Regions from separate parts of the Homo sapiens genome. Here region 1 is linked to region 2. A link is a loop called in an ENCODE intact Hi-C map of the cell type or tissue named here. Cell type or tissue: CD14-positive monocyte. All regions are shown on one strand. Region 1 has its middle 29 kb from the start of SPATA12. Region 2 overlaps SPATA12 (spermatogenesis associated 12).

Evidence for each region. A loop is a pair of places that touch in the nucleus more often than their neighbours do. Peaks named below come from ENCODE experiments on the same cell type or tissue, not always from the same donor. Only the 100,000 strongest peaks of a DNase experiment are listed, where the experiment ranks them.
Region 1: a loop joins it to region 2, with 1.9 times the contacts of the local background. A loop is called at or near these places in 3 of 110 quality-filtered maps.

The regions. Positions count from the first base shown.
Region 1 is chr3:57,028,125-57,036,124 of GRCh38, reverse strand. It overlaps a transcript of ARHGEF3 not described here. Among named protein-coding and RNA genes, the nearest start is that of SPATA12, 29 kb to the left of the region's middle. In CD14-positive monocyte, no CTCF peak of the experiment used is centred here; a DNase peak (open chromatin) is centred at 3,994.
Region 2 is chr3:57,075,401-57,083,400 of GRCh38, reverse strand. It overlaps SPATA12 (spermatogenesis associated 12), which reads right to left. Exons shown (of 2, transcript NM_181727.2): 2 at 7,969-8,000. It also overlaps a transcript of ARHGEF3 not described here. Among named protein-coding and RNA genes, the nearest start is that of SPATA12, 19 kb to the right of the region's middle. RefSeq lists silencers at 4,049-4,118, 4,599-4,738. In CD14-positive monocyte, CTCF peaks have their summits at 4,381 and 4,580; a DNase peak (open chromatin) is centred at 4,810; H3K4me3 peaks cover 1,886 bases; H3K27me3 peaks cover 5,040 bases.

The DNA of each region.
Region 1 (8,000 bases), 47 kb after region 2:
GTTGCATGTAGTTTCACTGAAATTGTGTCCAAAAAGAGTTTGGCCTCACCTGTCTCTACATACATAGTGTGTACCAAGCTCCAAATAACCAAACCCACCTGCAGAAGGGCCCCAGTGAGGACATGTAATCATATTCCCAGCTGGGATGACAGTTCACAACCCATAAAACCAGGGCCTATAAAACAATGACTTAAAGAACAAAGAAATTTCTCTGTAAGGTAGTAATTCTAAGGTGACAGGGGTGGCTGTGCTAGATGCAATCACAGGCCCAGGTGGTTTCTACCTTGTTGCTTTGTCATTCCAAGTGCATTGTCATCATCTGCATGGGCAGAGCTGGGTTCCAGCCCGTGGGAAGGTTGCTCATATCCTAAGACCTAGACCGAGAAGTGGCACACATCACTTCTTCTCACGTTCCACTGGGAACCCAGATATTTGGCTATATCTCCCTGCAGGGATGCTTGGAAAATGTGGTACCTGGCGGAGCGCAGTGGCTTACGCCTGTAATCCCAGCACTTTGGGAGGTTGAGGTGGGCGGCTCACCTGAGGTCAGGAGTTTAAGACCAGCCTAGCCAACATGGTCTAACCCTGTCTTTACTAAAAATACAAAAATTAGCCGGGTGTGGTGGCGTGTGCCTGTAAACTCAGCTACTCGGGAGGCTGAGCAAAGGAGTGGTGTGACCCTGGGAGGCAGAAGTTGCAGTGAGCTGAGATTGTGCCACTGCACTGCAGCATGGGTGACAGAGCGAGACTCTGTCTCAAAAAAAGAAAAGAAAAGAAAATGTTGTACCTGATAAAACTTGAATAATTATGGAAGAAGGAAATATTGGATTTTGGTGGACACTGGGTAACCCTTGATATATTCCCCTTGTATTTAATGCAGCTCTTTGTGTGTTTATAACATAAATGTACCTAGATGATAAATGTTGGTTGTTTTGCTTTTTAAAAAAGGAGACCTGAGCCTGCCATACTGAGTCTATGGACAGTTCCACAGCAATGAATCAATGCAGCTGTAGAGGAATGGAAGAAAACAAGGAAAGGTAAAAATAATCAAATAACCTAAATAATTAAAAATTTTAAAATTCCTGTATGCAACAATTAAATGAAATGGAGGGCTTCCTTTAAGCCTACATAAGTCAGTAGAGGCCATCAAGAATTTGGAGATAGTGCTAGGCATGGTGTCTCATGCCTGTAACCCCAGCACTTTGCAAGGCTGAGGTGAGAGAGGATCACTTGAGTCCAGGAGTTCGAGACCAGCCTGGGTAACATAGTGAGACCTCATCTCTACTAAAAATAAAAAAAAATTAGCCAGGCATGGTGATGTGTGCCTGTAGTCCCAGCTACTTGGGAGGCTGAGGCGGGAGGATTGTTTGAGTCCAGCTGGTTGAGGTTGCAGTGAGCCATGATCACACCATTATACTCTAGCCTGGGTGACAGAGTGAGACCTTGTCAAAAAAAAAAAAAAAAAAAAGAATTTGGAGTTAGCAAAATTTCACATATTTTCTTCCACATCTCTAATTTCTTACTAGAGATGTTTCTTTCACGTCTCTGCCAGAGGAGGAATGCCATTCAGTATGATGGGATTTTTCTAAGACTTAGAAGGAAGAGTTGGTATAAGTAGGACCAATGTGATATAGAATTAAATATTTTATTCCAAACTATGGACATTCATTCCAAAACACTATGCCCCATGCTTGGATGTGTTGTGCCAGCATTTGTGAGTGGCCAGTCCCCCAAGAGGAGGCAAAGGCAGACCCTGAGCTCTTGGCAGCTCCGTCTTCTCTTTGACTCACCATTTCTTCCTCTTTCTTATGCCTTTTTTTTTTTTAAGCCATTTGTGGTAGTGTGTGCCTGTAATCCCAGCTCCTCAGGAGGCTGAGGCAAGAGGATTGCCTCAGCCTAGGAGTTTAAGGCTGAAGTGCACTACAATTGCACTTGTGAATAGCCACTGCACTCCAGCCTGGGCAACACAGCAAGACTCCCATCTCTAAAATAAATAAGTACATTAGATAATTAAAAACTTTTAGTGTAATGTCAATAATTAAAATTAATTTAATTTAATTTATTTATTTACTTTTCTTTGAGACAGAGTTTTTGCTCTGTTGCCCAGGCTAGAGTGCAATGGTGCAATCTCAGCTCACTGCAACCTCCACCTCCTGGGTTCAAACGATTCTCCTGCCTCAGCCTCCTGAGTAGCTGGGATTACAGGTGTCCGCCACCACACATGGCTAATTTTTGTATTTTTAGTAGAGATGAAGTTTCACTATGTTGGCCAGGCTGGTTTCGAACTCTTGACCTCAGGTGATCTACCTACCTCAGCCTCCCAAAGTGCTGGGATTACAGGCATGAGCCACCGCGCCCAGCCTAAAATTAATTTTATTTATAAATAAATAAATAGATTTTCCTTGTTAAAAATACAAATGAAATCCCCATTGACTCCCATTTTCATTCCCAGCTCCTACCTCATCCCTGCCCTTCCCAGAAGTAACCACTGGGATCTACCTTGTACATTTTCTTCCATAACTTTGTTAGTTATCTAGATACGTAGAACAAAAGTCACTCTTTCCTTTCTTCCTTTTTTTCTTTCTGTTTTTAAATATGTACTGTTATACTATGCTTGTTAGCCTATTTTGTAGCCCTTTTATAAATTCAATAATATGTCCTAAAATGTTTTCAAGACATATGTGAATCTACATTTTTTTTTTTTTTTTACTGCAGCCAAGTGAATAGTATATCCACAGTACGAGGATCCAGCTGTTTATTGGGCCATTTCCCTGATGGTGGTGGTTAGCTTTGTTCTGTTTGTTGCCCTTATGGTAGTGCTGTGATGTGCTTTCTGGTATGTTCCACCTGAGCACATGGGCAAGAATTCTCTAGGGAGGTTGCCGCGGATTAGAGTTGCTGGGTCATCCTGTGTATGCCTGTAAGGTCTGAAACATCACCAGTTCATCCTCCAAAGGGCACTGCTTATCACCTGGGCACCAGATCTCCTATTTGCTCACCATCTTGCCATGCCTCAGATCTTTAGCTTTTTAATTTTGCTAGTCTTTTGGGTGAATGATTGTGTCTTTCTGTGGTTGTAGTTTCCTCTGCCTCCTCTGAACTCTGAGGTTGTTCATCTTCTTAGGACTCTGTTGCCTAGCTTCATCTCCTGATGGTGCCATAAGCCTCTGTCCCCACAGGGACCCATCCACCTATCCAGAGTCCCAGGGCCCCAGGGCATCTGGGGAGCCTGGCCCTTCCCAGGAGTGGTTGCTACGTTGTTTTCTCTTCTGAGAAGCATCCAAGGAGTATACTTATACTCCCCCAGGAGAGTCCAGCCCGGGATCATCTGCTTCTCCTTCTAACCCTAGGGGCTTCAAAGAGCCCTCAGCTGGATTTCCCTACTTTTATATCCACCACTACCATCACTGATGCCATCAGCATTGGCAACAGTTTGAGAATTTACTATGTCAGCCTCTGCGTGGATCACTTGGCCTGTTTATCTCATTTAATTCTCACAGTGGTCCTCTAAGGTAGGAAGTTGTGTTGTTTCTCCCCATTTTGTGGCCATTAGGTAACAGACAGAAACGTATTCAAAACCAACCCAAAGAGTAAAAGGAAACCAGCAAAACTTTGCTCACCATGGATCCCTGGTTTCTACCCAGTGCTCTCACTTGGAGTAACAAACAGACCCACATTTGTTGAGTGCTGAGTTCTGTTTAATGAGCATGGCTTTGGGGCCATCACGCCCATGTTTGCAGTTGCTTTGACCACACTCAGTTGTTATTCAGAATCTGTGGTATTTCCAGGGGAGAGCAGAGTTGAAAGTGATGGCTTTGTCCCTGTCCAGCATATGAACAGGGGCTCCTGCATATCACCAGTACCACTGTTCTTGGGTACCGTTAGGGATGGCAGCCTCACCCATGCCCATCCAAAATGTTTCTCTGCAAAGGGGTTTTACAAGTTGAGCATATTTGTCATGGGGATTACATATACTTCCTTATGGGGAGTGCATAAACTGAGCTGTGCAGGGAGAGGAAGTACTTCACTTGCCCTCCCCTAATCAGTCAACCTACCCTAAAATGTTTGACTTTAGGTCTTATTCTAAGATCAAGAAATTGCAGACAGAGTGCAATTTCAAATGCCTTTCTCAGCCCCCATCTTTTAGTATATATTTCAGAGACATAAAAATTTAGAGCCAGAAGAAATCATAGATTCATTGTGTTTAACTCTGCATTACAGTTTTAAGCAAACAGACCTAGAGTGATGAAATGATTGCCAAGTTCATGCTCCCACATCTCCAGGGTCTGGCTCTGGCTCTTTCCACAGCATCACAGCTACCTCTTGTGCAATTATTAGGAGACTGATCCTTTCTTCTTCCAAAACTGCCTCACGTGATCCATCCACCTCAGCCTCCCAAAGTACTGATTCAGCGGGTACTATCTTGCAGAAAACTAGCCCATTGAACGATTAATTGATTGTTCATTTGGTGGGCATTGATTGAATACTATTGTATGCACAAGTGACAAAAAGATGGGTAAGATATGAATTCTTAGGGAATTTGGAGTCTGGCATCTGTGGGGGAGAGGTAGTTGCACACATCTGAGCGGTGGTTAAGTGGAAACCCATGAATCTATGCTGGTCAGTGGGGATAATAATAGTATCTCCCACAGTGGGTCATTGGGGATGTTCTGAGTTAATCATTGGAAAGCTCCTGGCATATAGTCAGTACCCAGTAAAGACGGCATTTTTTGTTTTTGTTTGCTTATTTTTAGTCGCATATAGAGTGAAGAACCTAGAAAGACTTTTCTGTCAGGAGAATGATAGACTTATGTTTCAGAAATGGTAATCAGTAAACACAATTTCTCATCTTAGATGTATTTATCTTTTTAGTGTCTCTTTCACCTATTGGACTGCAAACCTCATGGGGCTACGTCTCACCTCTTGTGTTCACCATTATTACACAGTTTACCTCATTACTGTGTGCTTGGCACACAGTAGGTACTTACTAATATTTCTAGACCAATGAGTAAAAGGGGTGGAGTAACAAGATAGGGTGGACCTAGGATCCTTGAGATGAGGTGCTGAGACAAAGCCGACCAGCTGGAAGGACCACAGATCAGCCTGGGCCAACCCCACTTCCTCAAGGACTGGGGCTCCCTGGAATCCCTGCCCACAGGCCGTGCTTCCGTTTGTGAGATGCAGTTTTGTTACTGTGATTTATGGGCAGTTTGTCTTTTAACCAAATGACTTTATTGTGAGGAGGACTATTTGCATAGCATTTATTGACTGAGCAGTAATTTCTTGCTGCTTCTATTTCTGGATGCCAACTTACACTTTAGGGGCCCAAGAGTATAGGATTTCTAGAAGATAAATACCCTGGAGAGTGCAGTTTTCTGTGGTCATCAGTGACTGCAGACAGATAGTGCATTTCTATGCCTCAGTTTCCTCAGCTGTGTGGCAACAGAAGCAGAATTTCTGAACAGTTTCCTCAGGTGCAAAGGAGAGAATTTTGAGGGGGAAAAGTCCTTGTCTTTCTTGTAAATTCTTCCTATGAATGGACCTGTGGTGAAATGGTTGGATAGTAAGGACTTCACTTATGCTGGAGAAATGGGAAGATTTAATTTAGGTCATTTATTCATTCATTCATTTGGTCAGTCAGTCAACAAACATCCCATTACTCAGTGGCCCTCAGCACTTTGGGAAAATGCTCAAACAAGGGATTAGGCATTCCCTGCAGAGTCTTCCAGGCACGGATTATATACATATATGTCTCTTTTTCCAAAACAAAAATCTCCCCTGGCTTGCTCACCTCTTCCGTATGTGTTGAGCACCTCCTCCTTGCCGGTTCTGCTAGGCTTTACTCTCCTGGAGGGAAGGGCCTTGTCTGGTGCAGTGATGCCTGACATCCGGCCCAGGCCCTCCCCGTGTGTGGCTCTGGTGGACTGAATTGGCTAGAAGACAGAGTGATTTGTAGATGGCAACATGAAGGACTTGACCCAGAATTGCAATTTGCCCCAGCGCTGCAGGCAGTTTTCATGCTGCAGGGTTAGGCTGGTTTGTATAGTGCTCGAAGCCCTCCCCATTAGACGTGGTGGTTTCGCTGCTTGCTCTTAGCTGCTCTCTTCTCCTTGATCCACTTATCAGCTCCCATCTTGGCATTAGGCCAGGGCTGTTTTGGTCACTGATTTTTAGTAGCTTTGTTCACTGTCCAAAAGGCTGTTTGGGACCTGCTCTGCTTCCCCCACCCTCCAGAGGTTTAGCTGCTGACCTTGAGAAGCCAGAAACCCAACATAAGGGAGAGCAAGAGCCCGAGGTTTGCAAACTCCTCTGACCTTGGGCTCTGTGACCCTGGGCAAGGCGACATCTCTCTAAGGTGTCTTCTTGGAGATCCCATCAGCATTCCCACAGTCTGCTACTTAGAATATGGTTTCCTCCTTACATGATTAGGTATGGCAGGAAAAAGTGGGGTTTGTTGTCAAATTTGTTTGGCCAGTGCTGGCTTAACCTCAGTTAAATGGGGACCTTTTTGCAGACCTCATCAGAGCCTATAAAGTGTCACTGTGCATGCAGAGGTCTCTTAAGGGAGGGCAGCTCCCTACATCTGCTACTGTAGAGATCACCCCAGGGATGTGCTGGATTGGGTCTTTGAGCCTTCACCCAGTCCTTCAACTATGTGATCAGGACAATGAGGTAAGTAGATTTTTTTTTTTTTTGAGACGGAGTTTCGCTCTTGTTGTCCAAGCTGGAGTGTAGTGGCATGATCTCTGCTCACTGCAACCTCCGCTCCTGGGTTCAAGTGATTCTCCTGCCTCAGCCTACTGAGTAGCTGTGATTACAGGCATGTGCCACCACGACCAGCTAATTTTGTATTTTTAGTAGAGACGGGGTTTCTCCATGTTGGTCAGGCTGGTCTTAAACTCCCGACCTCAGGTGATCTGCCTGCCTCGGCCTCCCAAAGTAGTGGGATTGCAGGCGTGAGCCACCACGCCCGGCCCAAGTAGATGTTATTTACAGATGAGGAACTGAGGCTTATGGAGGTGAAGGGCTTGGCTGCAGTCCTGTAGCCAATGAGTGGAAGAGTTAAGCCCCAGATCTGGTCCCTCAACCTCAGGTCCTATTTTGGGAGGTGTGTGTGTGTGTGTGTGTGTGTGTGTGTGTGTGTCTTCACCATTATCTGCCCTTGTAATGGCCAAAGGCATGGATTGGAAAACATCTTGGAAGATTTGCTGCAAAGTCACTAAAAAAGCTCCTTGGTCTCCAGTGAGCATGGCTAATCCTCTACACAGCAAATTATAATGCCTGCTTATTTGGGGCACCTCCTGAGGGGCTTTTTATATACATTGGCTCCAAACATCGTCGCAACCCAGTGAACAACACATATTGTTCACCCCGTTTTACAGATGAGGAAAAAGGGTTCTTTTTTTTTTATTTATTTATTTATTTTTTTTTTATTATACTTTAAGTTTTAGGGTACATGTGCACATTGTGCAGGTTAGTTACATATGTATACATGTGCCATGCTGGTGCGCTGCACCCACTAACTTGTCATCTAGCATTAGGTATATCTCCCAATGCTATCCCTCCCCCCTCCCCCCACCCCACCACAGTCCCCAGAGTGTGATATTCCCCTTCCTGTGTCCATGTGATCTCATTGTTCAATTCCCACCTATGAGTGAGAATATGCGGTGTTTGGTTTTTTGTTCTTGCGATAGTTTACTGAGAATGATGGTTTCCAATTTCATCCATGTCCCTACAAAGGACATGAACTCATCATTTTTTATGGCTGCATAGTATTCCATGGTGTATATGTGCCACATTTTCTTAATCCAGTCTATCATTGTTGGACATTTGGGTTGGTTCCAAGTCTTTGCTATTGTGAATAATGCTGCAATAAACATACGTGTGCATGTGTCTTTATAGCAGCATGATTTATAGTCCTTTGGGTATATACCCAGTAACGGGTTGGCTGGGTCAAATGGTATTTCTAGTTCTAGATCCCTGAGGAATCGCCACACTGA
Region 2 (8,000 bases):
ATGTCTCTTCCAGTAATTCCACTTCTGGGGTTTTATCTTTAGTAAGTAACTAAAAATGCGTGCTTACATTTGTTGTGCAAAGATTTTTGAGGCTGGATATGGTGGCTCATGCCTATAATCCCAGCACTTTGGGAGGCTGAGGCGGGTAGATTGCTTGAGTTTAGGAGTTGGTGACCAGCTTTGGCAACATAGTGAGAACCTGTCTCTACAAAAAAATACAAAAATTAGCTGGGTATGGTGGTGCACGCCTGTAGTCCCAGCTACTTGGGAGACTGAGGTGAGAGGATCACTTGAGCCTGGGAGGTCAAGGTTGTACTGAGCTGAGATTGTGCCACTGCACTCCAGCCTGGGCAAGACACCGAGACCCTGCCTCAAAAAAAAAAAAAAAAAAAAAAAAAAAAAAAAAAAAAAAAAGATTTTCAGGCCGGAAGTGGTGGCTCACACCTGTAATCCCCGCTTTGGGAGGCCAAGGTGGGTGGATCACTTGAGGCCAGGAGTTTGAGACCAGCCTGGCCAACATGGCAAAACCCCATTTCTAATTAAAAAAAAAAATTAGCTGGGCATGGTGGTGGGTGCCTGTGATTCCAGCTACTCGGGAAGCTGAGGCACGAGAATCACTTGAACCTGGGAGGTGAAGGTTGCAGTGAGATCACATCACTGTATTCCAGCCTGCGCAACAGAGTGAGGTTCTGCCTCAAAAAACAAACAAACAAAAAATTCATTACTAAGCATTATCCTGATAACGAGAAATGAGGAACAAACCAAGTACCAGTCGGAATTGATTATAAGAGGGCACATGCATACAATGGACCAAATGGCCTTTAGCAATCATGTTGTGGGAGAATATTTCACGACAAAGGAAAGCATTCACAATATGTTAAATGAAAAATAAAGGACACAGATTAACAGTGGTTACTGCTGGATGGTGTGATTGTGGGTGGGTTTTCTTATTCTTTGTACCTCTGCTATTTTCTATATTGCTTTACAGTGAGTAGTGTTACATAAGCAGAGGGTTTTAAATGTAAGGTTACACACAACAGACACTCAGCAAGTGTTCAAGGTACCCAGTGGTTACTAGGTGGCTGGGGCCAGTCATCTCAGAGTCCCACCCTTGACCCTGGTTGTGCCTTCTCCTGCGGCTGCTTTCCCTGAAGGTGCTACCCAGCCCCTTGCCCTGGCCCCTCTCCATTGCTTTTCTGCCTGGTGTCAGTCACAGCTCATCCTTTGCCCATCCAGGTGGGGGTTTCTTGCAGAAACCCTGGCTTCCCCAATTGATGATTTTGTTAAGTAACTGCCCTGATCCCACCCTAGCCTGATTTTTTTTTTTTTTTTTTTTTTGAGATAAGGTTTCTCTGTTAGCCCGGGTTGGAGTACAGTGGTGTGATCATGGCTTACTGCAACCCCAAACTGGGTTCAAACAATCCTCCTGCCTCAGCCTCCTGAGTAGCTGGGACTACAGAAACACACCACCACGCCGAGCTAATTTTTAAATTTTTGGTAGAGACAGGGATCTCACTTTGTTGCCCAGGCTGGTCTTAAACTCCTGGCTTCAAGTGATCCTCCCACTTTGGCCTCCCAAAGTGCTGGGATTACAGGTGTGAGCCACCGTACATGGCCTTCTCATCCTGTCTTGTAGTTTGGGGAGAGGGAACTGAACTTAAGAACGGGCCCTTATGAATAAACTGACTATTTCAAGGAGAAGAGATGACTGACCATCAGAGGCTTCTGGAGTCTTCACCAGTTTCCAAACTTTGTGGATAGACATCCACATTTCCTGCCTATCTTCTCTCTCACCCCATAAAGGACTGTCTTTGGGTGTATCACCTCTCCCCCCACAGACTCTCAGTCTGAGTCTAGGAACGAAGTCCTCCCCAACCCTAAGCCCACCTCAGGGCCAAGCACAGCATGGATAGGAGAGGGTGGGAGAGCTGCACATAGAAACCTTGTGGGTTAAATTGCTGTGTTGCTAATCTAAATATCCTACTTGCAGATGTGTCCTGCTTTCCGGAAATCCTGAATTATAAAACAGAGGAAGTCAAGGCATTTGCCTTTAGTAATAATAAAAAGGCACATTGCCTTTGGCTGTATATAGGAGACTCACTTGCCACATCATCTTTCACTCAGCAGCCAGTGTGATGTCTTCAAACTGTAGCTCACATCCCATCATGTCTCTGTCTGAACCTTTCGGTGGACAAGGTCTAATGTCTCACTTTGTCCATCAAGGCCCCTCCAGCCTCTTTCTCCCCTTACCTCCCCCGTCCATGGACTTCCAGCAGTGTGACCTGTGCTCTGCCTGGGCCAGTACTTCTTCCAGGTGTCTGTCACCACATCCTGATCCCTTGCTGCCTGGTGAGGGGTCAGTCGACTATCTCCCTCATCAGCTCATAAGCTCCATAAGGTCAGGGATAGTGTCTATCTTGGTATCCAGTCACTACTGTCCCCAGAGCCTAGCACAGTGTGTGGCATGTAGTAGATGCTCAAATAATTGTTAAATTGAATCTCATGCAAAGAAAACTTTTCTCTTTGACAAGCTTGCCTGGGTAGAACACCAGGTGTTGGCTGGCGGATCTGAAGGGACTGCTGGGCTCAGATGAGGGAGCAGGCTCTTCAGAGAGAGGAGAAGCCCTTTGCTTAGTAAATGTAATTACTTGATAAACACGCCTGGTTGTCGTAGGGATCTTCTGCTTTAGGGAGGAAGGAGAATGACAAAAGGGTTCTTGGGGAAAAGGTTGAGGACTAGGGGTCTGGACACAGGAGTTGTCCTTGGAAACGGAGTACTGGAGAGAGTGTGTTCCCTGAATAGGAAACTGGTGGGTCATAACGCATTGAGTCTGGGGTCAAGGAACCCCCAGAAGCTGTAGTGGGATGAAGTTGCAGCTGTTGGAACAGAAGTTGGTTTGCTCAAGATGCCCAGTTTCTGGCCCAAAAGGTGGGCTGCAGGCCAGGAAGAGGCCACCCAGCACTGCAAGGCTGAGCACTTGCAACAGAAGGCAGAGGTTGCTGTGAAGTAAGTCTGGAAGATCTGCATCCCAGCTGCTGCTGTCACTACAGGTGGTCTCCCAGGGAGCTCTCAACCCTCACACCCTTCCTGCACCTGCGCAAGAGTCTTAGTACTTTGGGCTGATGCTCTTTCCTCTGTAAACAGGGGCCAGACTGTGATCCTCTGGCTCTGGGGGCTGGCTTCACCTTGCTAAGCTTCGATTTCTTCATTTGAGAAGCGGGCCCGCACAGGCCCTCCACCTTAAAGGCTGTCGTTAATGTTAACTTCGATCAAGCACCTAAAATGCACCGCTGGCACATGGGGGGAACCGATGAATTTTTTATTTTTAGCATCAGAGTTTACACTTTCTTGAGCCCAGTAACTACAGTCTGGGGCATTCTTTATTTCTGATTTTAAGAGGTGGTGAAGACCGTAGGCGTTCATCTGTTGAATGAATGAATGCCTGCAGAAACTCGCTTTATTTAGAGTCCCATATTTATTTCCGTATGCACGACCCAGGCCCCTCACTTTCAGGCTCTGCGTCCACCTACAGGCCGGCGATTCCTGAGAGCTTGCTGGGCGCCGGGGTTCACGCAGCTCCAGGCTCGTCCTCATTCTCACCTCCACCGTGGAGGAAAGTGAGGCTTGGGCAAGATCTGACACACCCAAGATCAGCCCAGCGGTGGGGGTGGGGGCGCCGCGTGCAGGCTCTGGCCCTGGACCGCTAGGGTAGCCCCTACCACCCCGGCACGAGAGTCCACTCCCACTCGGGTACCTGGCCCTTGACCCGCCCTCGGGGTTTCCGCGGCGCGTTCTCTGGCGGGACAGTGGGAGCGAGGGGCAGGGCTGTTTACCCCTCCTCCGACTCGGTCAATTCTCTCCGCCTGAGTCTGATTTAGGTGGCGGCGGGGGAGGGATGTCCTGGGGCCTCCGCTCTCCTCTTTCTAGCCTCCCTGTAGACCTAGGCCGTGCATGGGGAGCTGGGGTGTCGAGCGGTGGCCGGGCGTGGCCACGTCCAAGTCCTGCGTCGCCCGGCTCCGGCGCCCGCGGGGGTCCCCGGCCCGCCTCCCGCCCACGTGGCCGGCCCGGCCTCCCCGCCCCCGGCCCCGCCCAGCCCAGGGGAGCCGCCGCCGCAGCCGCCGCCGCCGCGGTGAGTTTTCCAGCCTGGAGAGGCCGAACCAGCGCGGGGGTCGAGGTGAGTGCGGGAAGCAGTCGGGAAACCCGCTCCCGCGCTAGACCCTCCCCGGCTAGACACCCCTTTGGCGGGACACCCCCGCTAGGTCTCCCGGAGTGAGACCGTCTTCCGGTCTAGTCCCTCCTTTGCCCTGGTCCCCGAGCTGGACCCCCACTCCCACCTCCGAGTTACCCTGCTAGGTCTCGGCGTCCCCGGCGGGCCCTGAGCGCTCCCTGGTCTGGGGTATGCCCAGCGCACGGGGGCGCACTGGGCGCAGCGCAGGTGGGCAGTGCCACCGCCAGCCTCGACTAGCCGTCGCTCCTGCTGGGGACCCTGACTCTGTTCCCCGGGTAGCCCCTTGAGCGAAAATTCCCGGAGCCACTTCCGGGGAGGGAGGTGCCACCTGTCCTGGGACGCGCCCCTTTCGCTCAACTTTCTTCTCCAGCCCCGCGGGGCACCCGCAGGTCAGCGTCGCGTCGGGCGCTGCTGGTGGCGGCTCACAGGGCCGCGGGTCACTTCGCGGCGGGGGAGCCGGGCTCAGGGCGCTCCGGGCGGCGGGCGCCGTCCCAGCCTGCCTGAGGCCCTTGTCCCGGCGGCTGCATCTTGTAAACCGAGCAGCCAGAAAATCCCGAGATAGGACACCAGGGTGGAGGACGCCAAGGGGTTAAGGTCAGCGTGGGTGCCTCGCAGCCAGAGACGGGTGAGCGTTTTCTGAGGCTGGAAGCTGATTGAGCCGAGTGGAAACGGGTTCCCTTGGGCTTTGCGGTGGTGGAGAGCTGCTCTTGCACTATCAGCAGCCCCATCACGGGCTTGAATGTTGCGGAAACAGAGCGCCTTGTTCTTAGAGGACTCGGCTTGCTGGATTTATTGCCTGGCCCAGGCTTGCTTCCCGCACTGGGCGAGGACGCGAGAACTGCCAGACGGTAGTTGCCCTGAATGTACCGGTAGAAACTTATTTTTAAGCGTTCCATGCACTACCCAGGTATAACCACTTTCTTCCCTGGGGTGTGGAGAAGGGGAGCTTTGCTAGGTCTTTGTCTTAGCTGTGTAGTCCTAGGCAAGTTACTTCGCTTACCTATGCCTCAGTTTTCTCATCTGTAAAGTGGGGATGATAACAGTACAAACCTTAAAGAGTTGTATAGGGATAAAGTGCTTAAAATACTGACTGGGGCAGGGTAAATCCTCTGTGTTAGCTGCTCTTGTGATTATTATCACTGACATCTAACAGCGCGTGCACAGCCCTAGCTTCTCAATGAGGTGGGTGTGCAGGCAGTTGCTCCTTCCCCTTATTCTGGTAAGGAGCTGGTGGTGCTTACACAGTAGCCATGGTGTTCCCTTCCGCACTGGGAAATTTGAGCTTTGCTGTAACACCTCCTATGGCTAACTAGCCTTGTGCAAAGTATATCTCAGAATGTGGGATTAGAGATGAACTTTGTCAAGGACACTGTTGGGAAATGGGGTCTTGGACCTTCTCTGGAAGCTCTGGGGTGTGATTGAATGTTTGCCTCTTGGTTGGGGGGAGGGTGGGTAGATTTCACTTGATTCTTTTAAGCCTTGGGTCTCCTGACAGTCTGACATTGTCTAGTCTCTGTGAGTGTGGGAGTCTATTTAAGGGTCCAGGGACCTGATCTTGTCACCTTCTCCCACATTCATTCATTTCTAGCAGATTGCCCCCTCCATCTGTAGAGTTTTCCTGGTCTGCACCCATTTGGTATCTTTCTTCTTGGCAATTTAGTTTCTGTCTTCTGAATCTCCACAGATAAGAGCTCTGAACCTGGAGCCCCACTGAACGTCCTGAAATCTACACGAGGCACTTGAAGCACAGTTATTTTTCCAGAGGTTTCCCCTTACATTGTATTTTCCATGAGGCCTGTGCCCCAGAAAAGTGGACTCTGAACTTCTGGTAGGAAAGTGGAGGTTCTTGCCCCGTTACATCTCAATTCCCTACAAACTGGGGGCTGCCCTTTGTGCCCCCTCCCAGAACACACTTTTCAGTGGGCAATACAGGTCAGCCTTGACTTGGTCAATTAGGGGAAAGAGAGGCAGGCTGTGAGGTTAGGGACTGTTGGCCTGTGGTGAGACCTTTAGGCTGGGATGCAATTCATGAACATTTGAGTTCAAGTTTTCAGAAGACTTCTCAGGGCCTTTGCACACGCTGTTCCCTCAACCTAGCATCACTTCTTCCATGCCAGGCACTTTCTTGCCATTTTGCTCAGATGTCTCCCCTGTACAGATGGTTTTTCTGACCACTCTGTCCAAAGCAGCCCCTCCCCCATTAGTTTCTATCACACTCTTTCTTGTATTTTATTCATAGAGCTTGCCCGGGATGATCTTATTCATACATTGATTTATAGGTTTATTGTGTGCATCCACCAAGGAGAATGTAGGATTCAAGAGGACAGAGGTGTGTTGTCCTGTTGACTACTGACTCCTGCTCCATGGCATACAGCGGGTGCACAATAACTGTCCTGAGTGAATGAACACCCATTGACTGAAGTGAGGTGAGTCTAGAGAGTAGTGAAATGCAAAGGAACTGGTTGCTTGTCAGGAGCTCAGGGTTGAAAGTGACCATTAATGTAGCATACTTTCACCTCCAGATTAAATCACCTCTGCAACACCTCTTCCTAGTTACTGTTTAACCTAAGCTTGAATCCTCTAGGCACAGGGAACTTGTCATCTCCTGCAATAGCCTGTTCCACTGGAGGAGAGGGGACAGAGAACCATTGGAGGAGAGGGGGCAGAGAACCAGATGTAGTCCCTGTACCACACTGTTGAGGACGAGATGTGGCCTCCTGCATGCTATCATTCTAGTCCTTATGGTCTGCTTCGTGTTCTGACTATCCTGCATTCATCAATATCCATCTCTAAAGTTCTCTGCCATAACTAAGGTCCCTGAGCCCCTGACCAGAACTTAGTATGCTGCCCAGTCATGTCTCACCAGAGGGGGTCTGAGGCAAAGAAGCATGAAGCAGAAAGGCCATTGCCATAGTTTAGTAACCCTTCAAGGCCAAGTTATGTATTGTTCAGGCTCCTGTAACTCATTGGGTTGGAGGTGGGGGTGGGTAGGGGCTGTCTCTCTTTTGTTCTTTTCCTGGATTTTTCTGTATCATTCCTTAATCAATTTATTAAAGCAACCCTAGCTATATTTAAAAGAAAATTAATCCTTGGACCCATTTTCTTAATGGTTTGTACAAATATTCTTTAATTCATATCACTTCGCTTGCACAGGTTGAAAGTCAACTGAAAATAAGTTTTTTAATATATAATTCTAATCTATTGAGTCAGTTTCTTCATGGGATAGTATCAGCATGATGGGTGGAGTGAGGTCTGCTGTGGAGAGGTTTGGTGACAAGCTTTGCTTTCTTCTTTACTTTGATGAAAATTGTTTATTCAGTTATGAAAATGGGTACACATTTCTTTTTCTTTTTTCTTTTTTAGAGATAGGGTCTTGCTTTCTTGCCCAGGCTGGCATGCAGTGGCGTGATCTTGGCTCACTGCAACATCTGCCTCTCAGGCTCAAGCAATCCTCCCACCTCAGCCTCCTGAGTAACTGGGACTATGGGCATGCACCACCATGCCTAGCTAATTTATGTATTTTTTGTAGAGATGGGGTTTCACCATGTTGCCCAGGCTGGTCTTGAATACCTGAGCTCAAGTGATCATCTGCCTTGGCCTCCCAAAGTGCTGGGATTACAGGCATGAGCCACCATGCCGGGCCCATTTTTTTTTTTTTCTTAAAAAAAGAAGAAAAAAAAAGAGGACTGGCAAGACTGTTCCTAATTGAGGTTGTATTTACACATGTCTTAGCCACTTAGCTCATTTATTTCATTTATTCAAAAACATTTA